Linked DNA regions of Homo sapiens: region 2 is linked to region 1. Evidence: chromatin loops called from intact Hi-C (ENCODE). Cell type or tissue: dorsolateral prefrontal cortex. All regions are shown on one strand. Each heading gives the region's core, and the rest is flanking DNA. Links, peaks and the distances in the headings are about the cores only.

Region 1 (15,856 bases), core at 3,342-11,341:
TGTTCATGAATTGGAAGGCAATATTGTTAAGATGGCAGTACTCCTCAAACTACAGATTCAATGCAGTTCCTATCAAGGTACAAGCTAAGTGTCTTTCAGAAACTGACAAGCTATTTCTAAAATTCATATGGAAATAAAAGTGACCCAGAATAGTCAAAACAATATTGAGAAAGAAGAACAAAATTGGAGGACTTGCACTTCCAGATTTCACTTACTACAAAGCTACAATAGTCAAGATAATATGATACTAGCATAAGTCTAGACAATAAATCAATACAACAAAATTAATTGTCTAGAAACAGACACTTACATTTACGGTCAATTTATTTTTGGCCAGGGTGACAAGACAATATATTGGGAAAAGAACAGCCTTTTTAACAAACAGTACTGAGACAACTGGATATCTATATGCAAAAGTTGAGCTTCTATCTCATACCACATACAAAAATTAACTCAAAATGAATCAAAGACCTAAATGAAAGAACTAAAACTTTAAAACTCTTAGATGAAAACAAACAAATGAATCTTGGTTAACTTGTATTAGGTGGTACTGGTTTCTTTGATGTGACACCAAAAGAGAAGCAGCAAAATAAAAATAGATAAATGTAACTTCATAAAAATTAAAAACTTTTATTTATCAAAGGACACCATCAAGAAAGTGAAAACACAATCCACAGAACAAGATAAAATATTTGCAAATCATGTATCTGATAAGGAGAATGTACCTAGAACATACAAATAACTCTTTAGTTCAACAGTAAAAAGAAAATCCGCCTAATGTAAAAATGGACAAATCATTTGAATAAACATTTCTGCAAAGAAGACCAATGGCTGATAAGCACATAAAAAGATGCTCAACACTATTAGTCATCATTAAAATGCAAATCAAAACCACCAGAATGGCTAAAATTAAAAAGTGTGAGGATGTGGAGAAATTGGAATTCTCACACATTGCTACTGAGATTGTAAAATGGTGCAGCCACCTTGGAAAACAATTTGGTAGCTTCTCAAAATGTTAAACATAGAGTTATCTTATTATCCAGCAAGTTCACTCTTAGCTATATACCCAAGATAACTGAGAGCATGTGTCCTCACAAAAACCTGTACATGAATGGTCATAGCAGCATTATTCCTAATAGCTGGCAACGGAAACAACTCAAATGTCCACCAAATGATGAGTGGATAAATCAAATGTGGTATATCCATACAATGGAATACTATTTTGCCATAAAAAGGAAGGAAGTACTGATACATGCTATAACATGGATGAACCCTGAAAATATTATATTATGCTAAGTGAAAGAAGCCAAACACAAAAGGCCACACATCATATAATTCCATTAACAGGAAATTTAAACTGTGTCTATAATAGGCAAATCTATAGAAATAGAAAATAGATTCGTGGTTGCCAGGGACTGTGGGAAAGAGGGAAGGGGGAATGAACATTGAGGGGCATGGGGTTTCTTTTTGGGGTGATGAAATTTTTTGAAGCTAGATAGTAGTGATGGTTGCACAACTCTGTGAAGGTACTGAATTGTACACTTTAAAAGGGTGAATTTTATGGTATGTGACTATATCTCAATAAAGCTGTATAAAAACAAATGAACGAACACAAATTGGATATAGTTTGCTGACTCCTGTTTCAGATTCTTACGTAGTTATCTGTGCCTCACTTACCCTAACTGTAAAATTACTGAATTGGAGTAAATGTTCTCTAAGACTGCTTTCAGGTAAAACAAAATTCGCCTTTTACAAAAAAAATTATATCCAGAATTGAGATCCTGAGGCTCCTGTAAATCTTGTCACCAACAACACAATTTTTTAAGTTTTGCTTAGATAAGAATATTAACATATTTTAGAAAATAATTAACAATGGAGTTTATATTAATAAAAATGCTTTTAGATGAAGCATTGATTAATCAATAATTAAATAAGGGCCTTTAATTGCCTTCCCAGAGTGCTGCCGTGCACTGGAAAGTCTGTGCAAGCAGGACTCCCTGTGAATACACTGTACAATATGTCAAGGTTGCTTCCTCTTCAAAACTTACTTATGATCTACATCTGTTCTAAATAACTGAAGATAAATGTTTTCATAAGCTACTCATCTTATGATTGCTTATTTGGCTACAACTTTTAAAGTCCATTTTAATACATTTTGATATATAAAGTTTAATTGCCAGCCCTTGGTTGTCTTTACTACTGCACCCATTCCCTTGTGATTTCATTCAGTTGCAAGGCTTTTACCCATCCATTCTCTAGGGCTGCTGAAACCCAAAACTGTGGAGTCATCGCTGTTTCTTCTCCTGCCCCACAGCCAGTTGATCAGGAAATCTTGTGAGTTCTACCTTCCAAATATTTCCAAAACCTGATCATTTTTTCACTACTGCCACTACTACAACCCTGTTCCACCACCATCTCCCACTCGGGTTCCTGAAGAGCCTCTGATGGGTCTTCTTACTTCTGCCCTGGTCTCTCCTGTCTACTCACTATATGGCAAGCAGAGTGAGTGCTCACATCAGAGCAGCTCACTCCTCTGCTTTCACCCCATGGGGGTCCCATTGCACTCCAGTGAGAGTCATGAGGCCTGTGGTCTGCCTCCCCTTGCTTTGCTGACCTCCTTTCCAATGACTCTCCCTTCCAGCCACCCTGGCTTCCTTGCGGTTCTGTGAACACATCAGACAACTCCTGCTTTAGGGCCTTTACTGCAGTTGTTTCTTCCTCCTAGGCTGCTCTTCCACCCCATAGCTGCTTACCTAAGTTCTTTGCCTTCCTTAAATCTTTGCTCCACTCTCACCTTCTTCAATGAGTTCTCTCTCCCTTGACCACCTGATATAGTATAGTGACCTGCCCCTCCCTCCATCACATTCTCAATCCCTCTAACTCTTTCTACTTTTTCTTTTCCTCCCCAGAGTCTTACCACTTTCTAGCATACTATATAATTTGCATATATATTATATGATATCGTTTGGGTATTTGTCACCTCCAAATCTCATGTTGAAATGTGATTCCCAATGTTGGAGGTGGAGCCCAGGGTGGGAGGTGATTGGATCATGGGGACAACCTTCATGAATGGTTTAGCACTATCCCCTTAGTGATCAATGAGTTCTCACTCTGAGTTCACATGAGATCTGATTGTTTAAAAGAGTGTGGCACCTCCCATCTCACTCTCTTGCTCTCACTCTTGCCATTTGACATGGCTGCCGTCCTTCATCTTCTGATTGGAAGCTTCCTGAGGCCTCACCAGAATGACATGCCAGCACTATGCTTCCTGCAAAGCCTGCAGAACCATGAGTCAATAAAACCTCTTTTCTTTATAAATTACCCAGCTTCAGGTATTTCTTTGTAGCAATGCAAAAACGGACTAACACATTATGTTTATTGTTCTTGTCTTTCTCCCCCTACAAGAACGTAAGTTCCGTGAGAGCACAAATCTTCATTTTGTTCACTGAAGTATCTCAAGTGCCTCAAACAGTGCCTGATGTATAAGATGTAACAACAAATATTTGTTATATAAGTAAACCAGCTATCTATCTATCTATATGGAATGATGTAACTGAAATTTTGGTTGTTAGCCAACACTCATATGACCATTATTTAAAATGGCACACTGCTCAGTCAGATATTATACAGTGAACAGGAGTGTTCCAGGCTGAGGCCTACTCATCAGCAATGTGATTCCACAGTTTGAAGCTCCTGGAAAAACAAAGGTGATTATATTGTATTTTTCTTCCTTCTGAGGGGAAGGATGATAATATTGCAGGAAATCACAGATTCAGGTTTTTCAGCAGCATGGAGCTCTTGAAATTATCAAGTTGAGTGTTTTCTCTTCCCCTTTTAAACTTAAACCTATTTTTAGAGTCACAGATCCCACTGAGAGTCTGATGAAAGTTACGATCTTGGTCTAGCAAAATGCTCCTGCAAATATTTGCACAATTTCAGGCCCTCCAGGGACTTGCAGTCCCAGCATAAGAATTTTAATTCTAGTCCCTTCAAGAACAACCCCGCCCCCTCACCGCCACGAATAGTCAAATCTCTGCTAGGTTCAAAAATTGACTAAGAAGATTATGCAACATTGCTCAGAAATCCCATTCAATATTGAACGATGTTCCCCCTTGGCAAACTTCTCCTTATGTCTTTGTGAGGATGGAGTGAAAGAGCAGTAGATGCAATATGGTCTGCCATCAGGGGAAGGGGAAACAGAAATTCTCAGAGCTCTGAAAACCTGCTGGCACCAAAAATAGCAAGCTTTTGGAGCTTCAAAGGCCCAGAGTCACTAGAACCTACACACTAGTCCACATTTCCATTGACAGGGTGTCCCTACATCAGAATAAAGTGATGGCTGAGTTCTCATTTTCTGAATTCAGCATTGTGCTGTGCAGACAGAAGTAAAAGGAAATTGGAGAAACAATCAAATTGCCAGTCACTGAGAGAGCAGAGAGGAGAGAAGGGTACGAAAATGGCAGTGAAAGCATCTTGGGGGAGCCAGTGCTGGTACTGGAATTGGACTTGTGCTGCAGCTGATTCCCGGACACTGTGATCAGGAAGAAAACCCACCTCTCCCAAAGGTGGTGCCACAGACCATAGACGTATCATTTTGATGCCAACTGAACATACTGGGTTGGGGGAAGGGAGAAATGGGTAATCAGAGAGCTGGATCATCATTATAAACACTAAGCAAAAAGCAGCTTTTACAGCTTTTAGTTAGCCCAAAAATATTTTCCTAGCTCTGAAAAGTGGTGCTCAACTGGATAAAAAGTTTATATATAATAAGGGAAATATGGCGGATTTAAATCTTTCCTTTGTGCCTAGAAGCACCTTATCGAAAGCACTTTTGAGGGTAGAGGTGAAATAAGACATTCAACAACCTCCCCCTATTCCCAAACTCAATTTTACTTTTGCTTCCATGCAGGCTGCCACAGGCTCCCAGGAACAAGCACACGGAAGTCTATGCGTACTTAGGAGTTCATATAGTTATCTGTCCCTCTACCCCCTACCCCAACTTTGCAGCTACATTATGATCAGCCTCTACTAAGATGGGCATTTACGTTTAATTGTACAGAGGGCTAATGAGTCTCTAAAGTTATCCAGTAACTCCAAGTACACTGTGTAAACAGGAAAACAAGGAGGAAATGCACTTACTACTTGCTTCTCTCCCACTGGTGTACTAGCTATCACTACAGCATCTGATAATGATACTCAAGCTATTAAAGCAATGATTCTTTTTATGTGCCTCACGTCCCAGTAAGCCAAAACAAATACTGTGATTACTTTAGGACAACTCAACCTTTCTCCCTAAAGTAAGAAGGCTAAGAGTCATTATTTTGCTAATGTTTCTCCCTGTCCCAGATTTTTTGAAGATATGAGAAAACAGGCATAGAAAAATTAGAAGAGTCATACATCTCAAACATCTCAACATCAATCATTAACACAGACAAGGCTGGGTTAAGCATTGCTTGCTTTCATTGCCCTTATAACACTTTATTACACCTATTTGTTTGTATATATGTCCCTACAAATACCTTGCAGGCAAGCACTGTGTCTTACTCATATTAGCTTCTGTTGGGGCTCAGAAAATGATACCCCAAAATATGGCCGTTTGGCATGCTGAGTGCTTTGAACAAAGGAGGCTGAAAGGCCTCAGAGCCAAAGTCTCTCTCTGACCTTCTCCTGCCTCCCCGTTCACCCCCAGCTTTTCCTTCCAAGGCACAGAAAGCGGCTCTCTCTGAAATTCTCTTACCTGACTAAGGGAAGTTCATCCAGAAGGAATGCAATTGTTGTGGACTTCCTCCATTGAATCTACACTGGGCAGAGAAGATTAACTCATAAAGCAGGAGAGGAAGTCTCCATGCTCATGACACCACACCCGACAGACATTTCACCTATTCTCTCAACTATTCTTCTTTACCTGCATAAGACAAACTTTGTTTGCAGTATCATTCTGCCCCTCACATTCCCATAACTTGTCATCACCTCTCCCAGAGGCCAGAAGAACCGTGTCCCAGGCTATTGTCTCTTCTCTGGGGCCACTAAAATCCCCTAAAAACCATTTAGTCTTCCTCTGAAATTGCCTACATCCCTCACTTTACATCTCCCCTAGGAAAAGAATATTTAAGCATCAGCCATCTGACCCTTTTTTGAGTTTCATATTTTGTGTGGCTCCCATGAACACCTGTAATGCCTTTTCTCCTGTTAATCTGTCTGTTGTCAGTTTATTTCAACAGACTTAATGACTTGAACCTTCAGAGGGGAAAGTTCTCCCTACACTTCTCCAGTCACAGACCAGTAACTCACATGCAGTAGTTGCCTAATATTTGATTCCTGAATGAATGTATGGAACATGTGCACATGTGAGTGTGTGCACACGTGTGAGCAAACACAGACACATAAACACAGAAGAATTCACATGGGTTGTTCATGATTCTAATTACCTGACCTCAGAATCTCTTTGTTTCTAATGAAAGGAATATTAGTAATCTCCGTGATGCTCAATGTTCTGCTCAAACTGACCTTTAAAGAGCTTAGGTAAAGAGAAGGGCGCTGGACATCTTAACACTTCTCCCTCCTCTGAAATCCAATAGCACTTAGGATTGACAGGATTTGTAGCTGAAGTCAAACATAATAGTATCTGGTGTTATTCTTTAAATATTCTATATGTATTATTCAATCCCCTTGATGGGTTGAGGGTTGGTAAAGCATACAGTTAAAAGCAACTCCTGGAGAAAAGTTTCTTTGTTACTCTCCAAGGAACTTAACTAAGAATCAGACACATACAGGTGTTCTAACCATGTGCTGAACTGAAGAACTGCTGAATTCTGAAGAACTGAGAACTGAAGAACAAGCTGACTTAAGCCCAAGGTCCATCTAGCTCCAAAGCAACAACAAAAACTCTGATGGCTTTTAAAGAGCAGATTTGTTTTTCATCCATATAATGTTCATGGTTAATGTTGAAACATAATTAATTAGCTAATGACAAGGGTCTATCTTTAACAAGAGCCTCAAGGCACAGGGTTAGAGGGCACATTTGTTGCCCTTGTAGCAACCTTAACATGTCCATTCCAATATTCTAATTCTATCATCTATCAGGCCTTCTTTGACCATCGTATTTAAAATAGCTTTCTTTAGCCTGCTTTATTTTTGAATTCACAGCACTTGCCAATGCCTGATACTATATGATGTGTGTTTATTTGTATACTATTAGTCTCTTCCACTAATGAAACTCCATGAGAGCAGGAAGTCTGCTTTGTTCTCCACTCTCTCCCCTAGTGCCTAGAAAAGAGCCTGGCATGCAATGGGTTCTCAATAGTTGTTGATATAGCAATGGTGCTGAATTTACAAATGTTCACTCACCAAGAGTCAGCATCATTTGAAATAAGGAAGAGAGGTCTAGGAAGGAGTTAACTGCTTGATAATTCTCTCTCTCTCTCTCTTTCCCTCTGTCTCTCTCTTTTACACACACACACACACACACACACACACACACACAAATACATACACACAAACACACACATGCACTGAAACAGAAGTCTTCAGGAAATGAACACCTACAATCAAGGAGACATTCTGACAACAGCCTCATCCAGTATTCAGTAGGAAGAAACAGGACCCAATCAGTATGAAAGATTTGAAAAGAGATTGCTGTGTTCTACTGAAACTAAAAAAAGATAGGGAATTGCTGCAAGTAAGCCAGATGGGGTAGAATGCCATGAAACTTACAGCAGATGGCACTAAAATATTAAACTAACATTTCCTTATGCTCCAAGCTGAGCTGTATGTTAACGCTGTTTATAGGAGCCAGTCTATTTAAAAACATACAGATGAAAAATGAATCCGGTATTGTTAAATCATTCGTTAAAAACAACTCCAAGCATTAGCACCTAATGTGCTTTCCCACAGGAATATGTTAATATTATTCAAGCAAGGTTATATCTAACAAAACCACTCAGAATAGGAGGTGGGGGGAAGCCCACAGTCTCAGGAATCTGTTCAAAAACAAGCTCGGTGTGGTAAAGCGTGAAAGTCTGCTTCTCTGATTTCCATAGCAACAGCAGCAACCCTCAGACAGACATTTTTAAAAACCAGATTTGTTTTTCTCCTTTCCAAATACCTTTGCATGATATTTTCAGATAATGTTGAAATACAGCTGACATTGCATAAGGTGTAAACACACAGCTTGTTCCAATTGCTTCAGTGTTAGACAGCGTGGCTCATCATTTTCTCTCTTAACTCACACGGTGATTCCACTGGCAACAGGTCAGCACCTGGCTCTCTGGGGATGCCCCAGTAAAGTATTGTCAACTGAAAGTCAGGCTCAATAATATTTATAGACTGGCATGAGCTACCCAGTTGAGAAGACACTCCCAAGGTTTGTAAGCCATGCAAAGAAATGACATCCATCTGCTTTGCAAATATTATTTAAGGCTTCCCCCTAAAAAGGAGCCACGGAATGCTTATTTACTTTCTCACTGAATCTGAGGGGTAGAGACTATCAAGTCCCAGTTACTAAGAAGTCAGGAAGAGAATTAAAAATAGAACCATGGAAACAGGGATGCACTGAAGAATTCTATCAACTATTCTATATGTTTGAGGAATTTCATAAGAAAATATTGGGAAAAAAGAAAATCCATCTGATCATCGCATACTATACAGACTGAGAGAACTTTCTACTGCTCCATATTCTTATTATAGTTAATGTAGTGGAAAATAGAAGTTGAGAGATTTTTGCTCATTGGCTAATTAAAACTAACCAACTGAAGGGGGAAAAACATTTGGAGGATTCTTGGGAGAATCTGCATATGAACTAGGCATTAGATGATGTTAAGTATTTGTTTTGTTAGATGTAATAATGAGCCTAACTAGTTATATAAGAAAATGTCCTATTTTTAGAGATGTACACTGAAGCTTGTAGGGGTGAAATGTCTTGGTGGCTGTGACTTAATTTTAAAATGCTTTTCCCAAAAGTAGACAAAACAAATATGACAAAATGATAATAATTGTTAAATTTTGTTTATCTATATATGAAAGTTCATAATACTATTTTGTTTGCTCAAGGTATGCATCTTTGCATAATAATCTATTTAAAATGTCTCAAAAAATGGAGCTATGAATACTCATTTCAAATCACAGATGAGAGTTAGGTATTTGAAGGGACAACCTTACCTTGTCTTCTTTAAAGGATAATTAAAATATATTCTATTTTATGGATGACAGTTCTTAGTACTTGTGAAATACATTGTATGGATTTCTAGAGTGAGCGGATGCACAACTACTTTAGAAAGCACGTCAATGGTGGATAAAATAGATGAAGCACAATGCACCAAACAAACAAGTTGTTACAAGAAACCTCCTTATAAGGAGAATCTTGCCCCCTGCCTTGTGGTGCCAGTCCGCCTGCCTATGGGGGTCCAGGCAGACAAAAAATTGCCCTGAATTAGAAGTACACCAAAGCTTACTTCCCAGTTCAGATAATTGAAAGCATATAACAAAAATGGGAGAGCTTTTTAAGAGAAATGGCAGTCATCTGAAGCATTTTATGTAAGAGGGATTTGTCTATCTACTCTAAAGAGGCAATTCCATGTTTATCACGGGAAGAACATAACTGAACCTCACCCCCAAATACTACTTCAAATATTCCTAAATTTTCTCATTGTTCAAAGTTAGCTTCCCATAAAAAATAACCATAGGGCTGAACACCTTCCTTTTTAATTTTATTTCCCTCCCTCCCTCCCTTCCTTCCTTCCTTCGTTCCTTTTTCTTTCCTCCTCTCCTCTCCTCTCCCTCTTTCTTTCTTTTTTTTTTTTTTTTTGACAGACTGTCACTCTGTTGCCCAGGCTGGAGTGCAGTGGCACGATCTCAGCTCACTGAAGCCTTACCCTCCCAGGCTCAAGTGATCCTCTCACCTTAGCCTTCTGAGAATTTGGGAGTACAGGCGTGCACCACCATACCTGGCCAATTTTTGTATCTTTTTTTTGTAAAGATGGGGTTTTGTCATGTTGCTAAGGCTGGTCTCAAACACCTGGCTGGGTCTCCCAAAGTGTTGGGATTACAGGCATGAGCCACTGTTCCCAGCCAGGGCTGAAACTTCTTTGCATGTAAAGTTTCACTTTAAAAAATAGAGGAGAGGAGTCTGCAGCATTCCAAGCTTGACATAAATTCAGTCCCTTTTAAAGAGAAGTTCCCCAAATGGTTCTTTCTGTGAATCGATCCTGCTAACCTGGCCACAGCTGAAAGGACCAGAATTGGAGGCTTGAGCTAAATGTTGAGCATGGGGGGAATAATGTCCTTGAGGTGGGCTGTGACAGGTGAGCTTCACACTGGATGGTGAAAAAGCAGCCCATGCTGGGGAACAAAGATGCTGAGTGCACCAAAGGAGGTGGGCTGCCAACTGAGCTCAGGGGCAAAGCAGGCCTGCCATGGCCATGCACTACAGGCCCACCAGAAAGGCAGCTTTGGAAGCCTCAGGTCGGGGGCTGATCCACAAAGGACAGCCCATCTGAGTGGCCTCACATTCTCTCATCTCCCTGAGTAAGCCCCACCACTGACTGTAACCTGGGTATACTGCCATATCTAGTACAGAAAAACAATCCAATTATAGAATGTGATAATTGCTGTCATTTCCAAAGTGCCATTTCTTCTACCAACCTAACCACCTTAAAAGCATTATTCAATTTAAATTTCATTACAATTCTAGCAAGTAGGAAATATTCATTACATTTTATAGATGAGGCTTGGGAGGTTTCAGGGAGGTAAGTGTTGGACTCAGGTTCAAACCCAAATCTTTCTTATTCTAGAGTTCATGCCTTAATCATAACATAATACTGCCTGTCTCTAGACCAGCCTTAATAACAAACCTTGTTTTTAATTGGGTTCTGCAGTATTCAAAATGAGAAGAAGCATTCATTGCAGAAGGTTTTCCATTTTATGGGGGTTATAAAGTTTCAACAGACTGGTCTTGTGCAAATTCGATAGGCTCAGCTCAGCAAAGAAAAGGCTGAACACAGGCCCACAGTGATATCACCTTCTGCTTTGCCAACTCAAGTCTTTTATTGCCTATGTCAGCTGAACCTCAGAAAGCATCCTTCTCTGCTGACTACATTTGCCCTTTCCTGGGGTGATCACTCCAGGAATGAACAACTGAGAGATAAATGCTCTTCGTGAGTAATAGTAGGAGATCCACATATAATGTTCTCTTCTTAATTAGCCTATTATTCTTTAACTTCTCTTTGGACTCAATAACATTTAAATGTGCTTTTGAAAAAGAACACAAGCTATAAAGCACATTGACATAAAATAAAATCCCACAACAGATTTCAGTGGCTTCACCTTTGTGTATGGAGTTGCCATTCACTTATTTATTAAATGTTTATTAAGACCCCACTACTCACTAGGCATCACTGTAAGCACTAGAGATACAGCAGTGAACAAAAGCCTGTGATCTCAAAAAGCTTAACGTCTACTTGGGAGAGATAGGCAATAAACAAATAAAGGAAGGCATACATCAAGTACTGGGTGATGATAAGTGCTTTGAAGATCTAAGACAAGAGATCATTGTGAAACAGGTCCATGATAGGGACCTCATCAAATTTCCAGTGCGCTCCATGCATCAAGATGCATAGAGTCATGTGACAAATTCTGGCCTACGAGCCATAGGCAAAAGTGACATGTATCATTTCCAGGGGAGGCTTTTAAGAGCTGGTGTCAGCTCTTTCTTCCTCTGGCATGGCAACCTGAGAAGCCATATGTTGATATTCAACTGGCACAGAAGAAAGGGAGCTTGGATCCCTTTGTAGCTGAATAAAGGAAAGCCTCCACCAAATAGCAATAGTTGAAAGCCAGAAATACATGTTTGTTGAGCTAAGCCATTGAAATTTTGAGGTTTGTTACTGTAGTATGGCCTAACAGAGTCAAAAGAGTAAGGCACACACCTGAGGCTAAGGGAGGATTGTGGAGGGAGCCCCAAAATACATAGGCCTAAAGATAACAAAAATCTATATACAGCAGATAGAGCTAAGTGGTATCCAACCCTGGCTGGACATTTTAAATCAGCTGGGGCATACTAGAAAATACTGATCTACAGATGTTATATCCACATATTATATTCTGAGATATTATGGGTGAGGAACTAAGCATATATTTATTGAAAACTACAGTCAACAGAAAATGACAAATTGGGTCAGCTGGCTTTAGGAAACCTCCCGAGAGGCAACCTGTCCCACAATATACTTTGGAAAGAGCTTATTAGTGAGATCAATTCAACTTCCGATAAATTGTTGGAAAGCAGTCAATCAAACTGTGACATAAGAAGAAAACTTGCAAACTTACTAACTGAAATGTTATGAAACAGTATGTTGCAGAAAGTATTCCTGCATTAAATAAGTAATTAGGCCGGGCGTGGTGGCTCACACCTATAATCCCAGCACTCAGGTAGGCTGATCACCTGAGGTCAGGAGTTTGAGACCAGCCTGGGCAACATGGTGAAACCCTGTCTCTACTAAAAATACAAAATTAGCTGGGTGTGGTGGGGCATGCCTGTAATCCCAGCTACTTGGGAGGCTAAGGCAGGAGAACTGCTTGAACCTGGGAGGTGGAGGTTACAGTGAGCTGAAATCACTCCCATTGCACTCCAGCCTGGGTGACAAGAGTGAAACTCCATCTCAAAAAAAAAAAAAAAAATGAGTAACTGTATTAGATTCTCCCAAAGCCCCATCTCATTGTATAATTATTATTAAAATAAATATTTAAATAGCAACAACATTAGAGGATAAGCACTTTACCTAAATTATCTCAAATAATCATCCCAAGAATCCAGTGATGTAGGTACTATTATCTCCTTTGAACAGACAAAAAAATCGAAATGCAGACAGGTTAACTTGTCCAGAGTCACATAGCTAGTAGTAAGTGGAGAAGGTAAGACCCAGATCCAATTGGCGCACGATTCTTTAACGCAGTGAAAAGGGGATGTGCAATCAAAACGATACGGTGTCTTGAGGGAGGGAATCTAGACAAGGGGCCACTGGTGGGGGAAAGGACCTCAGGCATGGGGTTGGGAGCAGCTGCTGTGATTCTAGTTGCGGATTCCCAGTCCTTTGAAAACAGAACAGTTTCACAGGATGCCAAAGCATGATGGAAATTTCCGATGAGAACAATCTACTCTTTTTGCTCCAGGCAATAATGAGCTGAGCTCCCCACTAGGATGAAGTTCCCCTCATACATTTCCAGTGTAACTCATAACTTGGCATTCTGGTTTCGACCAGACTCAGACAAGCTTCAGAACACTTACTGCTGAGAATGGGTCCTTGGACTAAGGAAAATACTGCAAAAAGTCACAAGCATGTCTTACCCTCAGGCAGCTCACTGCTTCGCCCAATTCAGAGAGAATCAGTGATTTCCCAAGTTTGCTAGTCTAGCCCTAGACAGGGACTTCAGTTTTCCTAGGTGTCTCCTAGCTTTTAGAGAGTGCCAGCTACTCACCTTGTGGTTATACAAGATTTGTATAGTTTTTAATGACAACATTTCAGGAAGAAGCAATAAAACATCTTGAAGACAGAACTGTCTTTTTAAAATTTGCTCAGAATTACCATACCAGTAATTCCAGCAGTTGAGCAAAGGACAGTACCAGCAAAGGACAGTATAAAGGGGAAAGGAACAGAGAAGAAGCAAGACCTATAAAATTATGCTTATAAAAATTAGACTAATAGGCCGGGTGCGGTGGGTCACGCCTGTAATCCCAGCACCTTGGGAGGCCGAGGCAGGCAGATCACGAGGTCAGGAGTTCCAGGCCAGCCTGGCCAACATAGTGAAACTCTGTCTCTACTAAAAATAAAAAAAATTGGCCAGGCATGGTGGCAGGCGCCTGTAATCCCTGATACTTGGGATGCTGAGGCAGGAGAATTGCTTGAACCCAGGAGGCAGAAGTTGCAGTTAGCCGAGATTGTGCCATTGCCTCCAGCCTAAGTGACAGAGTGAGACTCCGTCTAAAAAAAAAAAAAAAAAAAAAATAGACTAATTTTATTATGGGACATGTGCCACAACATACATTCTAACTATAGATCTTCTTTCTCAATTTTATATTACATCATGGGTTATCCCATTAGAATAATGCTGGCTACAGTAATAAATAACCCCAACATTTCAGTGGCTTAACATGGAAGGAATTTTTTGTTGTTGTTGCTAATTTAATAGATGAGTGTGAGTGTTCATTAGCAGGTAGCTTTCCACCAGGTAGTCATATAGGAGCCCAGGTTCCTTCTCCTTTGCCATCCCCTTGGTCTAGAGCCTTGAAGGAGGAAAAGGCACAACTGCATCTCACCCATCTTCCCAGATGTAACCCATATCATCTCCACTCACATTCTATTGGTAAGAATTAGACTCAGAGCTTCACCTGGCTGCAAGGAGGTTGGGAAATACAGTCCGTGACTGAGAGCCACTTCCCAAGAAGGACTACGCTACAGAAGAGCAAGTATCAATTTGATGGAAAGTTACCCACCTCTACCCATTACAACATGGGCATCATATAAACTAGCAGGTCCCCAAACCCCTGGCCGCAGACTGGTACTGGTCCGTGGTCTGTTAGGAACTGGGCCACACAGCAGGAGGGGAGCGGCAGGTGAGTGAGCATTTCTTCCTGAGCTCTACCTCCTGTCCAATCAGCAGTGACACTAGGAGATTAGATTCTCATAGGAGCGTGAACCTTATTGTAAACTGCACAAGCAAGGGATCTAGGCTGTATGCTCCTTATGAGACTCTAATGCCTGATGCTTTGAGGTGGAACAGTTTCATCCTGAAACCATCCCACCCTCCCACCTTCCCATGGAAAAACTGTCTTCCATGAAACTTGTCCCTGGTACCAAAAGGGTTGGGGACTACTGATATAAACTACAGGGGCAAATATATACAGTGGGAGAGACAAAACTTAATAGTTCAGGTGAATGACCTTATGTCTCATCCCAGAGGCAAATCAGTTCCAATTTGACAGAGGAACAGTAAGGCTGGAACCTCAAAAGTGTCTCTTTCTCAGAGAACTTTGCCCTCAGGCTCTAGGTTTGGCTCTGAGACTTTCCTCATCAACAAGTCCCTTTATGTTTTTAGCCAGAGTAGTGGGCCCTGAGGAAAAGATGTCTCCATAAGAACTAAAATGTAAATCATAACAGGACTTATAAATCATTCAAAGCCAAGATTTTTGGCTTTAGAACTATAGCATGTCTTGGTGAAATATATAAAAACTTCTCCAAATTTCAGGATTCTGTTTTCAGAGGACTAAGAAAGGGCATTACAAATCTGGACCTTAGGCTGGGTGCTGTGGCTCACGCCTGTAATCCCAGCACTTTGGGAGGCAGAGGCAGGTGGATCACTTGAGGTCAGGAGTTCGAGACCAGCCTGGCCAAAATGGTGAAACCCCATCTCTACTAATAATACAAAAATTAGCCAGGCATGGTGGTGGGCACCTGTAATCCTAGCTACTTGGGAGGCTGAGGCAAGAGAATTGCTTGAACCTGGGTGGTGGAGGTTGCAGTGAGCCGACATCGCACCACTGCACTCCAGCCTGGGCAACAGAGTGAGACTCCATCTCAAAAAAAAAAAAAAATGTGGACCTAACAAAGAGAGAAGGAAGAAAATAAAAGGAACAAATTGACAATTAGACTATTTTACTTATATCCAAACTTTCTAGAATCATTTATTTATGATTTTCTTTATTTTCAACATTTAAGAAAACCATGATTCTATGTAAAAAAGATTCAAGTATAAATTGGCTAAGCTAAAGAAAATAATTACATGCTTTCCAAGTGATTGGACTGAATTTCCGGCTTACAGACCATGCTAACACTTGAACTAGCTGCCTATATTATATAGCATTATAAAA
Region 2 (15,856 bases), core at 2,963-10,962, 190 kb after region 1:
CCTATTTGACAATGCCAGTATTTCAAACACCATTAACAAAAGGCATCTTTACATAGTTGTAGTAAGCTGGGCTTCTGAGAACTAAATTATCTTACAGCACCTGAGCAGAACACACATAAAGCACAAACGGCTGCAAGATTTTAAGTAGCTACTCTGACATGAACAAAAAAAAATGAAGTAATTGCAAGCTGAAGAAACTGCATAAAAATCAATGGATACACAGCCACAGGCAATGATGTGCAGTTTGGCTACAAAATGCTAAGAAAAAGCAGTGCTGGGCAGACCTGCTGGGCATGCTGCCAGGAGCACTACTGTGAAAGAGCATTGTGAAGACTGATACATGTTGATTAAGAGTTATTCTGGTCCTAGATGGATTCACAGCCGAATTCTACCAGAGGTACAAGGAGGAGCTGGTACCATTCCTTCTGAAACTATTCCAATCAACAGAAAAAAAGGGACTCCTCCCTAACTCATTTTATGAGGCCAGCATCATCCTGATACCAAAGTCTGGCAGAGACACAACAAAAAAAGAGAATTGTAGACCAATATCCCTGATGAACATCGATGCAAAAATCCTCAATAAAATACTGGCAATCTGAATCCAGCCGCACATCAAAAAGCTTATCCACCATGATCAAATGGGCTTCATCCCTGGGATGCAAGGCTGGTTCAACATATGCAAATCAATAAACGTAATCCAGCATATAAACAGAACCAACGACAAAAACCATATGATTATCTCAATAGATGCAGAAAAGGCCTTTGACAAAATTCAACAACCCTTCATGCTAAAAACTCTCAATAAATTAGGTATTGATGGGACGTATCTCAAAATAATAAGAGCTATCTATGACAAACCCACAGCCAATATCATACTGAATGGGCAAAAACTGGAAGCATTCCCTTGGAAAACTGGCACAAGACAGGGATGCCCTCTCTCACCACTCCTATTCAACATACTGTTGGAAGTTCTGGCCAGGGCAATCAGGCAGGAGAAGGAAATAAAGGGTATTCAATTAGGAAAAGAGGAAGTCAAACTGTCCGTGTTTGCAGATGACATGATTGTATATCTAGAAAACCCCATCATCTCAGCCCAAAATCTCCTTAAGGTAATAAGCAACTTCAGCAAAGTCTCAGGATACAAAATCAATGTGCAAAAATCACAAGCATTCTTATACACCAATAACAGAAAAACAGAGAGCCAAATCATGAGTGAACTCCCATTCACAATTACTTCAAAGAGAATAAAATACCTAGGAATCCAACTTACAAGGGATGTGAAGGACCTCTTCAAGGAGAACTACAAACCACTGCTCAATGAAATAAAAAAGGATACAAACAAATGGAAGAACATTCCATGCTCATGGGTAGGCAGAATCAATATTGTGAAAACGGCCATACTGCCCAAGGTAATTTATAGATTCAATGCCATCCCCATCAAGCTACCAATGACTTTCTTCACAGAATTGGAAAAAACTACTTTAAAGTTCGTATGGAACCAAAAAAGAGCCCCCATTGCCAAGTCAGTCCTAAGCCAAAAGAACAAAGCTGGAGGCATCATGCTACCTGACTTCAAACTATACTACAAGGCTACAGTAACCAAAACAGCATGGTACTGGTACCAAAACAGAGATACAGACAAATAGAACAGAACAGGCCCTCAGAAATAATGCCACATATCTACAACTATCTGATCTTTGACAAACCTGACAAAAACAAGAAATGGGGAAAGGATTCCCTATTTAATAAATGATGCTGGGAAAACTGGCTAGCCATATGGAGAAAGCTGAAACTGGATCCCTTCCTTACACCTTATACAAAAATTAATTCAAGATGGATTAAAAACTTACATGTTAGACATAAAACCATAAAAACCCTAGAAGAAAACCTAGGCAATACCATTCAGGACATAGGCATGGGTAAGGACTTCATGTCTAAAACACCAAAAGCAATGGCAACAAAAGCCAAAATTGACAAATGGGATCTAATTAAACTAAAGAGCTTCTGTACAGCAAAAGAAACTACCATCAGAGTGAACAGGCAACCTACAGAATGGGAGAAAATTTTTGCAATCTACTCATTTGACAAAGGACTAATGTCCAGAATCTACAATGAACTCAAACAAATTTACAAGAAAAAAACAAACAACACCATCAAAAAGTGGGCGAAGGATATGAACAGACACTTCTCAAAAGAAGACATTTATGCAGCCAACAGACACATGAAAAAATGCTCATCATCACTGGACATCAGAGAAATGCAAATCAAAACCACAATGAGATACCATCTCACACCAGTTAGAATGGCAATCATTAAAAAGTCAGGAAAAAACAGGTGCTGGAGAGGATGTGGAGAAATAGGAACACTTTTACACTGTTGGTGGGACTGTAAACTAGTTCAACCATTGTGGAAGTCAGTGTGGTGATTCCTCAGGGATCTAGAACTAGAAATACCATTTGACCCAGCCATCCCATTACTGGGTGTATACCCAAAGGAGTATAAATCATGCTGCTTTAAAGACACATGCACATGTATGTTTATTGTGGCACTATTCACAATAGCAAAGACTTGGAAGCAACCCAAATGTCCAACAATGATAGACTGGATTAAGAAAATGTGGCACATATACACCATGGAATACTATGCAGCCATAAAAAAGGATGAGTTCGTGTCCTTTGTAGGGACATGGAGGAGTCTGGAAACCATCATTCTCAGCAAACTATCACAAGGACAAAAAACCAAACACTGCATGTTCTCACTCATAGGTGGGAATTGAACAATGAGAACGCATGGACACAGGAAGGGGAACATCTCACACCAGGGTCTGTTGTGGGGTGGGGGGAGGGGGGAGGGATAGCATTAGGAAATATATCTAATGTTAAATGATGAGTTAATGGGTGCAGCACACCAACATGGCACATGTATATATATGTAACAAACCTGCACATTGTGCACATGTACCCTAAAACTGAAAGTATAATAAAAAAAAATAAAAAATAACAAAAAGAGTTATTCTGGTCCTGTACAAATGAACTTCTTCCTGTATGTTGTGTTAAACAGGGTATCACTGAGTTTTATCTCACTAATTTGCATGCATATTTATAAAGGTAACCGGCATATAGTAGATACTTAATATATGATGACTGAATAAATGAATGAAGTATGAGGAATTCCATAAGAAGACACACTGGGGATCCTTTAGACTAAGCAGGATCACAGAACCCTTAGCCTAACTCCTCCAAGGGCCACTGCTCCTCCTTTTGAGCCCTGGGATATCAGCCCAGGGTTTCCAGCGGGCACCTCTAGGTCTTGTGATATCCTGGGTCCTTTGACCCATATTTTCCTTCTGGAGATGGTGTGGCTTAGACTTTGGCTCCCTGTTTCTCCCTTAGATATGGCTTCCACCCTGATGACTTGGCCTTGCCTCATCAACCTCTTTTCACCTGCAAGTATTCTCCCCTGCTTCCCAGATAAGTCTGAGAGACTAGGTCTCCACTCCTAAGCTTTCTGCTCTCTACATTCATTACGTGCAGGATAGAGACTCTTGTACATTTGTGGCACCTGCAGGCTCTGAGATTAACCTCTCAGCCTGTCAGTCCATGCCTTCTCTACCCATTAACACCATTATGCACAGAGGAAAACAGCCCCCAGCCAAGGCCATGCAGGAGGATGGTCATAGCACTCTTAAATATTTTGAAAACTGATGTCTATCACATTCTTCTCTTGATTCTCTTATAATACTCAGCAATAACATACATAATAACGGCAATAGCACCTGTTAAATGCCAGCTCAGGGGTCTACATAATTATTCTCGGACTTAATGGCCTCCTTAGGGACCATCTTCCATTGATATGCTTATTTACAGTCACTACACCATTTACAAGCCCCAAGTGGAGAGGGGGAGCAGAAAAAAATCAGTTTTGGTCAATTTTGAGGTCCTTTGGTCAATTTTGAGGTCATTACCAAAGTCTGGCTCATCTTCGAGCCACCAGAACATGTATCTATCGCCCTACAGTTCCCCTAACACATTCTACCAACCTCAGCAGCCTCAAGAACTATAAACTTGGGCTGATAACCAATGACCATATACATTTCTACTCAATGTTTCTCCTAATGTTATCATATTAAAAATATTCCTTGACGCTCCATGCCCATTGCACTCTATGTGTATAATATCCCTAGGAATCAAACACAGCAGCAGCCTCTGTTGCTCCACTGGCATTGAAACCATTGGTAGCCAAACTTGAGAATAAACTACTTATGATAAATATTTAATTTCAGCAAAAGACTGTCACACTGAATGTATCATATATCCCACAATTTTCCTATAGGTCTCAGAATTTGTAGTCTGTCCCAGAGCTAGTATTTTGCTCGCCTAGTAAGGCCTGTGGGATTCCTGGACTCTACCCAGAAGCCAGCAGCCAAGCAAAGCCTTCCTGACATATGTGGGAAGTACCAATGCTCCCAGTACACTAGTAGTACCATAGACACTATCATCCTGGTGCTAAGAGCTGCATTTCTGATGGGATGTTTCCATCCATCCCAGAATAAGAGATCCAGGTACCCTGAGACTTCCTTCTAACCAATCTATGACAGTGCTCCAACTGAGGATATGCATCTTTTGATACATACTGAGTTGGAGTATGCATCATATTCCAGATGATTGCCTCACAACTTCAGGCACCTGACCTGCTCTCCCTTATAACCCTAAATTGCTGCTAGCAATGCTGGCTCTTTGCTGAGTTGAATAATTTAAAATATGAGATTGTAAAGGTCAATTCTGCAGAATAACCCCCGCTCAAGACATTCCATGATATGTGTGATTGGGCAGGCCACTGAGTTCCAACAGTCCTTAACATTTTTGGGGTATGTGGAATATTATGGGATAGACATGGAACATATATGTAGTTTCCACCATATTTCCCTAGCCTGCCTTCCAAGTTTACCAAACTGCTTAAGGAAAACAAGCCAAACATTCTAAAACACTCAAAAGGCATTAAAAAAAACACACAAAAATGATCTATCCTGTATTTATTCTAACACATCCTGATTTTCAGTGTCTTTGCTCCCCCAAGCATATTTCCTAAACACACAGTGGAGGGATGTCTCTCAAAGTATGGTCTGGGGACCAAACTACATCAGAATCACTTGAAGTTCTCGTTTAACATGATTACTCCTGGGCTCAACTCCAGAGCTACTGAATCAGATTCACTGGAGATGGGCTCAGGAACATGCAATTTAAATAAGCACCTCAAGTTATTTTTATATGCAGTAAAATTTGAAAACTGTAGCTGTGGCAGCATCCTTCCTAAACCAGCTCTGACTCAGCATTTTCACAAGCTTATTCTGCAAATTCACCACACTCTATCTCCTACCCCTACCCAATTACCCAGTCAGTTATATCATATGTGAGGGAAAGTTCTTGAACATTAAAGCATCACAAATCCTGAAAGCATTATTTGGAAGAGGGCCATGTTTCCAATAATGACAACAACAGGTTTTGCAACTGAGAGCAACATCCAATCACCCAAAGATTAAGCCAAATGTCCACTCATTGGTTCTAAGTCCCTCCTGGTGCCACATACAGTTAGGTAAGGCAGACAGAACTCTTTGTAGCTAGGAACCCAGAAAGACTGGCAGAGCTGGGAGTATTTAATACCAGCAGGCAGCTGGAGAAAATGTGATTGGGTATTTAGAGCAAGGAATGGTGTTAGAGGAGGTGAGACAGAGGAATGAAGAGACACTGAGGGCAGTTTAGGGCAGAAAGAAGGCACTGAATTCAAGGAACAGAAGAATTCAAAGAACAGGCTAACACAGAAAAAGAAGGCTATATTAACACACACATCAAGACACCATAATACAGGCAATTGTGTGACACTGATCAAGGCAGAGGAGTTTGTCATTTAGGCAGTCCTGTATTATAGCTTTTAACCCAGTGAGCTATAATGTCTCACTAAGTGAGGGAGTCTTCTGATAGTTAAAATGCCTGTAAGTATACACCATGATTTATATCTGCCTTCTATTCAAAGTACCCACTATATTAAGCCAGGCCAGAAACCAAATCCAAACTTCAGAAGAAAGAATTCATAAGCTCATGTCGCCAAAAGTTTCCTGGGCAGTCCTTGCTTCAGGTTCAGCAGGATTGAGATGCTCATCAGAGATAGGGATTTATACTCATCTCTCAGACAGACATTCTTCCTGTAGTGGATGAAATGACAGTTGGCAGATAACATCTATTCCACCGACTTAGTCCACCCAGAAGTAATAGAACCATCTTTGATGGCAGCTCTAAGACGAATGTCCTGGAGATCCTCTCCATCAGCCCAACTTGGGGCATATGTGCACTCATTTAGGGTAGCGGTGGTTATAGTGTAAGGCAGGGTGACAAGCTCATCCCAGTTTGCCTGGGATTTGTCCAGTTTTAAAACTGAAAGTCCAAGGTCCCAGGAAACCCCCTCAGTTCCAAGCAAACCAGGAAGACTGGTCACCCTAGGTGGAGTCAGCCTTACTTTTTTTGTCTGGAATGAGTTCTCCACAGGAAAGAGCACTTCTGTTACAAGATGAAGAGGTGAGACGGGCTGAAGCAGGGGGAGTATTCATTTCGCCCAGGCCAGATCTATGTGATGCCTGGGTAGATGTGTGGGAAAAGCCCCATCCTGCCCACTTCTTGACTGTCTTTTCGATCAGGCTAGGCCTATGTGACTAGCCAGGGCTACCACTTCCTAGTGCTTCACTCCTCATCAAGTTCACCCAGGGCCCGAGGTTTCTCTCTCAGGATTCTTTGTACCCCCTCCTGGACCTTACCTACTCCTGGTTCCTGGCCTTGATCTGACTCTCCCCTCTGTGACCTGGTAGCTTGCTCTTTGGCTTTCATTCCTGTGCTCACCCTGGTTTCTGGCTTCTGTGTCTCTTTACCTCATAGTTACTGTGATCTGTCTGGTCTTCTGATGCCACTGCTGCATCAAGCTTGGATTTGGCCTGATATTTTATTGTTATTTCTTTTTGAGACAGGGTCTTGCTCTGTCACCCAGGCTAGGGTGCAGTGGTACATCACAGCTCACTACAGCCTTGACCTTTCAGGCTCAAGCAATCCTCCTATCTTAGCCTACCTAGTAGCTGGAACCACAGGTGTGTGCCACAATGCCCAGTTAATATTTTTTTATTTTTTGCAGAGGCACAGTCTCGCTATGTTGCCCAGGCTGATCTTGAACTCCTGGACTTAAGGGATCCTCCTGCTTTGGCCTTCCAAAGTGATAGAATTAGAGGCATGAGCCACCACGTCCAGTGGCCTGATATTCTTTCACTAGGGTGTTTGCGGCTATTTGCAGCTAAGATTTGCCAATGCCTCCCTACTCACGCAGTTCACCACTGCCCCCACCTGTTTCTAGGTGGAATTCAATATTGGTGTCCATCAAAATCTGCGCTAAATGTTGAGGTGGGAGCTTAATCCTTATACTCACGGCTCCCCCATTTCCCTATCTTACAATTCTGCAAGGTCGGTACTTTAATTCCCATTTCACAAATGAGGACGCTGAAGCTTAGGGGAGTGAAGTAATTTGCCCAAGTTCACAAAACCAGTCAAATTGGAAGTTAGAACTCACACTCTTGAGCTCTTTCTACTGTACCATGATGACTTGATCAGGTAATATGATGGTAGTAACTAGTTCTAGTAGCAAGGTCACAAATGGTAACTTCTAAAGACTATTATTTTTTAAAGTTCTGCTCAATGTATATATATCCTCATATTTTTGCCACTCAATAATTTCAAATATGTGATGCTTTTTAGAATTTTTAAATTAATTTCTACTACAATTTAAACAGTAGATAAATTATTTTAAGACATATTTTTTAAACTATGTTCCAGTAACTAACACCTTCTAGCCCTATAGTTCTACATTGATTCAACTTCAGTTACGAATATTACACAATTTCCCCTCATGAACCAAATATTGTTCTAAATAAGTAGTCTTCAGTGTGTGGCTAGTGACTTTCAGGGTTTGTGAGCTGTTTTCACAATAATGTTGATGTTATTTGCTTTTTCACTCTCATTGTCTCACAAATGCACAGTGGAGGTTTCCAGAAGCTACACGATCTAAGATTTTGTAATGGATTGACTGCAAAAGGAGTATGGGAATCCTAAATGTCTTCCCTTAAGTCAGACATTGGTTTTTTAAAAAAATGTAAAACCATGTCGTGTTCCTTACTACAGTTTTGTTTCATAAGATACGATTATCTTTATAAAAACATGTTTTTGTGTTAACATGTAATGAGTTTATTATTATTTCAAAATTAATAAATGTTTTAAATTTCTGAATTTTAACTTTTAATATGATTAATACCAATTGTAACTCACACAAACAAAAACTCCTTGGGGTCCTCAATAATTTTTAAAAGTATGAAGGAAACCAAAAAGTTTGAGAATAGCTGTTTCTAATCAAAAGATCTTTGTGGTGAAATTCTAAATTAAAAGCTACCATTAAATATGCTTCGATATTATTATCTCCAAAAAAACCCAATAACTTGTAATGAGAAACACCTGTCAGTCACTCATGGCTGTTCATCAACATACATTGTAGCTCACACTTGACTCCCTGTATTCGTGGCTCAAGCAGCACTACTGATGCTTAGCAACTCATTTAAATTAGAGGTAGAAACCACCAATAGGAAGAAAATTAGTGAGCAAGGCAAAGAATGTTTAGGAAGTCTTGAAGAAATAAACCTTTATTTCATTAAATGGAACATCCAGTTGGAAAATTCTTAATGACAATCTGAAGAATTGAGGCATTCAAAACAAGGATTGCAGATGAATTAAATAATCAATTCAGTTGAATTAGGAATAAGTAAACATGACAAGTGAGGAATTAAAGATATAAAGTGCATCTGGGGGAATGAGAAACATCTACAACTGAAGAACACAAAGATCTCATGTGCAATCATCTCATTTGTTTTCTCCTCTCCATTCTCTGATCTACAACTTTAGAAGAGCCTAAAATCTTCTAAAGTCTACCTTCCCTTTGAACTCAGTCAAGGGGCTGCTGAAATAGTTTAAATGAGAATTGTAACCATGATTAAACTTGTTAAAAAAGAGTTTCGTGTGAGAAGGGCGACAGTAATTTCTTTAAAATCATTTTTGCTCAAGTATCTTTTGGAAGGAGCACTCCTGAGACCTGAGGCCCGGAGAAGACTGAGAGCGCGGCCCTGTAACTGGGAGCTGCCCAGTCTAGCGGAGAAGACAACGGTGAGGCTCAGACTGACAGAGTGAATCTTTCCCATTGATTTAATTGTATGCCATTTTACTTCCCCTTGTTGGTTTCTCTGCCTTCCCTTTCTCAAACAAACCAAAAAGCCCACAGTCTACGAAAGTGTTCATTTACTAAATTAAAACCAAATAAAAAGAGTTCATTTTGAAAATTTTACTACACCTGTTTAGTTTATAGAAGTCACTCTGAGATGCCATAAAACCTGAGCTGGAGGCTGGTCGCGGTGGCTCACGCCTGTAATCCCAGCACTTTGGGAGGCCGAGGCAGGCGGATCACCTGAGTTTGGGAGTTAGTGACCAGCCTGACCAACATAGAGAAACCCCATCTCTACTAAAAATACAAAATTAGCCGGGCGTGGTGGCGCATGCCTGTAATCCCAGCTACTCCAGAGGCTGAGGCAGGAGAATCGCTTGAATTCGGGAGGCAGAGGTTGTGGTGAGCCGAGATCGTGCCATTGCACTCCAGCCTGGGCAACAAGAGCGAAACTCCATCTCAAAAAGAAAAACAAAACAAAACAAACAAACAAAAAAAACACAAAAAACCTGAGCTGGAAAGCCATTTGCTTATCACCAGTCTTCAAGTCTCCACACAATTTAAGTAATTTTCTGAGGACAGTGATGATTTTTGTTGGACCAGAAATTAAGAAGATTGATTGAGGGAGGGAGAATGAGAGGACTTTTATTTCAACTGTTAGGATAGTGTTAGTCCAAACTGCACCATTTTGTAAGCCCCTTGCCATTTCGCAGACCTTGGTCAGAGTGAAACATTCCACGGGGATTTGGGCCATGAAAAACATCCTGCCTAACCAACTGACCACAAGGCAGAGGAACATCCTTATCATACCCTGCCAGGCAAAGGCCCAACTGAAGGAACATCCCTATCATACCCTGCTGAGAAAAGGTCCAAGGAACATCCTATCACATCCCACCAGAAAAAGGGCCAAACCACCTGATCATAGGAACATCTTACCAATATCCTGCTGGGCAGAAAGCCATACCACCCAGACCGCTGTCTCCCTACCCCAGACCTATAAATTACCCCAGCCTGTAAGCAGCAGTGAGCTCTGGCATTAAATGGGTCCCCCACCTCCATAGGTCTTGTGCTGGAAATAAAACCTGTGTGGCTGAAGAGCTAACAACTCTCTCTGTGTCTTTCTTTAACCCTTGCTTTTCCTTCAAAACATAACAGGTATATCTTGAGAGACAGAAAAACTGGCTTCCCCCACCTCTGCAGGTCTTGTGCTGGACAAAAAACCTGCATTACCGTAGAGCTGCCAACTCTCTCTCTCTTTCTTTAACCCTTCCCTTCCCTTCACAACCTAACAGATATATGTTGAGAGTGTAGAAAAACTGGCTTTGAAGAAAAGCAGGAAGAGTATAGCTTTGAGTTTTTTGTACCATCTTTAATAGTAACCCTTGGATATTTATTTGCCTTAGATTTCATAGCTTTAACATAGTAGTACATTTAATTAGAGATATTAAATATCTATTTATTCTAATGCTCTACTAAAGTTGTGTCTGGAAAACACAAAAAGCAATAAAATATAGGCCTTTGCCTTCTGGGCATTTGAAGATATTTAGGAAGGAAAAAAAGATACCTAACAAAATGGTTAAACAAAGCAATCCATCGAAAAAAAGAAAGAAAGAAAGAAAATAAATGGGGTCTACCCTCCGCTTAGCCAGTTGTTTCACCAGAAGATAGCTCCACATTTAGAAAAACTCTCAATTCAACAGTGTAACATTTTTGGACACATGGCAACACAAATTTTAAAACTAAGCATTTAAATGTTTGCATGTCTGAAGACAAAAAAGTCATGTCAGAAGATCTGGTTATAAACCAAGATTGAGGGGACCTTTCTTCTGTGGCAGAAATCCCTCTGAATAATTCCACAAGCATAGCTCCAGTCATCCTCATTATCATAGTTCTAAGGTCACATGGACTCTCTAGCTTGTGGAAATGTTAAATATCAGCAGATTCACCATAAACTAACACATTCATGTGTTAATTCTAAAGTGGGTATAACCCTAGAAATGCCTCATTTCACCTCCAAACAGTGACAGGTATATTTAAGGCAACCTCCTCAAAAATCGATCAAGTTTTCAGAGACCATATTGAAATAAGGACTACTAGTTTCCCCTTCATTATCCATTTCCATTTCTTCTGTAGTAATAAAACCCTCATTTTAAAAATGAATATAGGGCTGCCTTAAATTAACATTAAAATTTCCAGCCTCTCTTGCAGCTATCTGTGGATTTTTGACTAAGTTCTGGCTCACAGGACATACTTATATATGAAATTTCCTCCTTTCCTTTACCCCTCTTTGCTCGCTGGCTGAAATGCAGATGTGATGACTGGAGCTGGACCATAAGGTGACCTTTTTAACAGAGGCCACATATAGCAAAGCAATAAGAATTTTTTTTTTAAGTCTGAGTTCCTGACACCTTGCTAACCCAGACCACTACCTCCCAACTTTGTATAAGATATAAATAAACTTCTATCTTTATAAAGTCATGATTATTTCTGATTTTCTGTCACCAAATTAAAACCAAATATTAATTTAAATTCTAAATGAAAAAATTAAAAACAATCACCTAGAACTGCATACTTGAATATGGTAGCCACTATTCACATGTGTCTTTAGCACTTCAAATGTGGCTAGACTGAATTTAGGTGTGTTGTAAGTATAAAATATACACTGTATTTTGAGGGCTTAGTATGAAAAAAGACAAAAATAGCTAATTAATAGCTTTTTACATTTATTATGTGTTGAAATAATATTGTCTTATGTTGGGTCAAAATATTTGTTAAAATTAATCTCATCTATCTTTACTTTTATTGTGGCTAATAAAACATCTAGAATTACATGTAATAGTTCACATTTTATTTCTATTGAACATTGATCTAGAATATAAGCTTTTTAATATAGATATCAAGTCAGTAGTTGTCTTCACTGAAGATCAAAAAGGACAAAGAAGGCAGACACTATAGCATTTCAGATTTAGGTCAGGCATGGGGTGAATGTCATGCCAGCAGGTATTTTTTAAACAAGAATAGAAGATTGTTAATATATCTTCCAAAGAAAGTGTATCTTGGATGATTTTAACTGTAATTCTGTTTTAAGACAAAAATGAAATTAATGTACAATGTCTCCAAAACACAATTTTAAAACTATGATAACTAATACAAAACCCACTATATTAAGTAAAATTCTTATATGTATATATAAATACACATATACAAATGCAAATACATATGATACATTCTATTATACATATATAAAATAAGCTTTTATTGTATTTACTATTGTTTTCAAGGGCATTAATGGCATTATTTTTGATGTCATCGGTCTGATTTAAGAAGGTTATCTAAAGTTATTTGGAACTTAGTAGTCTGTTTGGCTAAGTTCCTCTTGTATTTGCACAATTAAATTCTATTTCTCAATGGCAGAATTTGCAGGTTGGCTCATTCTGGCATAGCTAGCAAAATGATCATTCTGGCATAGCTAGCAAAATGGGGCTGACCACACTAATAATTGTTTCAAAGCTCTCTATATTTAATAACAGTGATGCACCTCTTTCCCAAGACCTCTTGTCAAGTGCACACATATACAAATGAGCTATGGTTTGTAAAGCAACTGTTTCTATGTAGGCTGGCTCTAACTTCTACAGATACTGTCATTTTTATATACATATGACTAAGAAATGGGTGTGCAGTAAAGTATTGCAAACTTTTACTTTTTCCAAATGGAAAGGGAATTCTTTATTTTGACTAATGGAATATTCTGGTTTTTGGAAAGTCAATATGCATTTCAAGTTTCAACATTTGGATTATATAAAAATACAGTTAACTCAAGTACAGAGTCAGGCTTTAGAAAGCAAATAATAACCCCCTCCCCTCCTTTTTTCCCTCCAAGCTTGAAAGCAACTGGGAATAAGACATGAGGCAGATAAATTGAGATTTTTAAAAATCAGCTTTATTACTGAAAAAGCCATTGGGAAAATATGACTGTAAATCTGTAGAGAAAAGGGCTCACTAACATTCTCTACTCCCACTAGAACTTGCAACAACCCACAGGAGAGAAAGTCCGGGTTTGTGCAGGAGATTCACTCAGGCAAAATTGCTCCCTCCCACTACTAGTTCGGGGCACAAACAGATGAAAACAGAAGAAAATCCCCAGTATTTTTAGTCTTATAGTAGATTAGCTTCTCCAAGTCAAGAAATGTGGGCCAATGAAGTCTCACATTCACTCTGTTAATTTCTCAAATATTTTATAGTAAAATGCTACAGATAGAAAAAGGATGAGGATAAATCTCTACAAAGTCAAAGCAGTACTGGTTTAGGGGTCTGTGGGGTAATACCCTCCCTACACATTGTGATTTAAATAAGGTTGGCTACAGTGGACATCTGTTGTTTTTGCCTTCGTAGCACTCCACATTTCTGGTGAGAACACCTTAGTTCTCCTTCATGAAATTCACCCTCTTCCTCTTATAGTACATAGGAGTCTGATGGCACTGACCCCACCCCTCAGCCCAAGCCAATCAGAGCATTCTATTGAGTATCTGACCCACGTTAGACCAATCAGCCTGAATCCTAGAACTTGTTTTGAAACTACTGGGAAAAGGGCATCCTCTTTCCTTTAGGGTTTAAAAAAAGGCAGAATGTAATCCTGGAACTACCTGCAGATGTTCCTTTCCAAAAATAAAGCCAAAAAATAAATCAGAATGATGGAAACCTTCTGAGTCCCAATATTTCACTTGAATAAATCCTAGATCTACAGTTTTGTCCAAAGCCAATCCTACCCCTGGAAATTAACCTGTTGCTTATGAAAGCCAATGGATTTTTTAAAAATGTAAGCTTTTTTGAATTGGGTTTTCTTCACTTAACTTCAAAAAATCTAGATTAATAAATAAATTCTCTCTCTCTCTCTGTCTCTCCCTCTCTCTCTCACACACACACACACCCCTCATTCACAGATTTGTCACACAGCTGGAAATTGTGCCATAAGAGGACTCCTAGAAGTTACACATTGTCAATTAGGACATCTTAACTGTAAAGTCATTTACCAGCTTCGGGGGAAAAAAGAACAGTGGGAAAATGAACATTTTTATCAAGCATACTTGTATTTTTCTAAGTAAAGTTAAAGGATAAAGAGGCTAATTTCTTCTTCATTGAATCAGCTTCTAGTTAAAGGTTGATAATTAGCCAGGATATTTCAAATAGGACTGATTACTAAACGCATCTGGGGAATTTTTAAAACAGAAGCTTATAAACCTCTCTGTAAATCTACTAAATGATATTCTCTGGGTTATATTCTTAGAAACTTAAACAAATTTCTACAAGTTACAAGTGATTAAATAATCAGACAGGTTTGCAAAATGTTGGTCTAAACTGAGCTGATGATAATGCACCCTGATAGTATCCATTCACTTACTAATTCATTAAGGCATTACTTTTAGGTTTCTATTTTGCTAAATGCCACCGAAATGCAAGTATGAATAACACGTGGCCCTGACTCATTAAAGAGCTCACAGCCTGGTTCAAGAGACTGACCCTATGGGCTCTATGGAAGCATGAGTCAAGATCTGAGTGGACAAGTTGGGAAGGGAAAAAGGCTCACCCTGCTGGGATATATTGAGAGAAAGTTTTGAAAAAGAGGAGACAGTTGAAAACTAGTTATAGAGATAGGCTGGTGGAAAGGGAAAAAGAAAAGCATTGAGGCCTAGGGACTAGTGGATATGAAAGGATAGTGTGGTGAAAAGCCTTGGAATGCTCTGAAAATGATGAGTTTGGTGTGAATGAAGGAATTTCTGCAAAGTGGGATGTGGGAGATGAGGAAGTAAGAGGTAATTAGGCCTTTGACCTATGAAATGCTCAGAATTTGGGTTTTCTTGTGTGCCTCCTATAGTTTGTCTCCTCCTAATCTCATGTCAAAATTTGATCCTCAGTGTTGGAGGTGGGGCCTAATGTGAAGTGTTTGGGTCATGGGGTAGATCTTTCATGAATAGATTAATGCCTTCCCTGCATGGGGAAGGTAAGTGAGTTCTCTATTAGTTCCCATGAGAGCTGGTTGTTAAAAAAGAGCCTAGAACCCCCACGCTCCTTCTTGCTTCTCTCTCACCACATGGTCTCTGCACATGCCAGCTCCCCTGTGCTTTACACCATAAGCAGCCTGAGGCCCTCACCAAGAGTAGATGCAGACACCATGCTTCTCACACAGCCTGCAGAACCATGAGCCAAATAAACTTCTTTTCTTTATAAATTACCCAGCCTCAGGTATTGTTTTACAGCAACACTAAACAGACTAAAACACTGTCTCCACTGGTTATGTATCATCCACTGATCAACCCAGGTTACTCTCTTACTTTCCGCATGAAGTCACATTCCTTTCCAGCTTAAATTCCAAGGCCATTATTGACCTCCACATGGATACATCCTCAATACTTCTCCCCCTTTTTTACTTTGCTGCATACATTTGGTTAAATCCCATCCTTGGTTAAATCTAACTCTCCCAGTCCTCTGTACTAGGCATACACACAGCTAAAGGTGGATGGAGAAAAATCATAACCATACTGACTGATCTCACCTTACATTCCTG

The links. A loop is a pair of places that touch in the nucleus more often than their neighbours do. Peaks named below come from ENCODE experiments on the same cell type or tissue, not always from the same donor. Only the 100,000 strongest peaks of a DNase experiment are listed, where the experiment ranks them.
Region 2: a loop joins it to region 1, with 2.8 times the contacts of the local background. A loop is called at or near these places in 19 of 110 quality-filtered maps.

Annotation. Positions count from the first base shown.
Region 1 is chr14:59,700,261-59,716,116 of GRCh38, forward strand. All of the region lies in intron 3 of RTN1 (reticulon 1), which reads right to left. Among named protein-coding and RNA genes, the nearest start is that of MIR5586, 61 kb to the left of the region's middle. In dorsolateral prefrontal cortex, for the core only: a CTCF peak has its summit at 7,704 (motif pointing right); a DNase peak (open chromatin) is centred at 4,003; H3K4me3 peaks cover 735 bases; H3K27ac peaks cover 4,576 bases.
Region 2 is chr14:59,890,590-59,906,445 of GRCh38, forward strand. No RefSeq gene overlaps it. Among named protein-coding and RNA genes, the nearest start is that of LRRC9, 22 kb to the right of the region's middle. In dorsolateral prefrontal cortex, for the core only: CTCF peaks have their summits at 7,385 and 7,587; a DNase peak (open chromatin) is centred at 7,332; H3K27ac peaks cover 770 bases.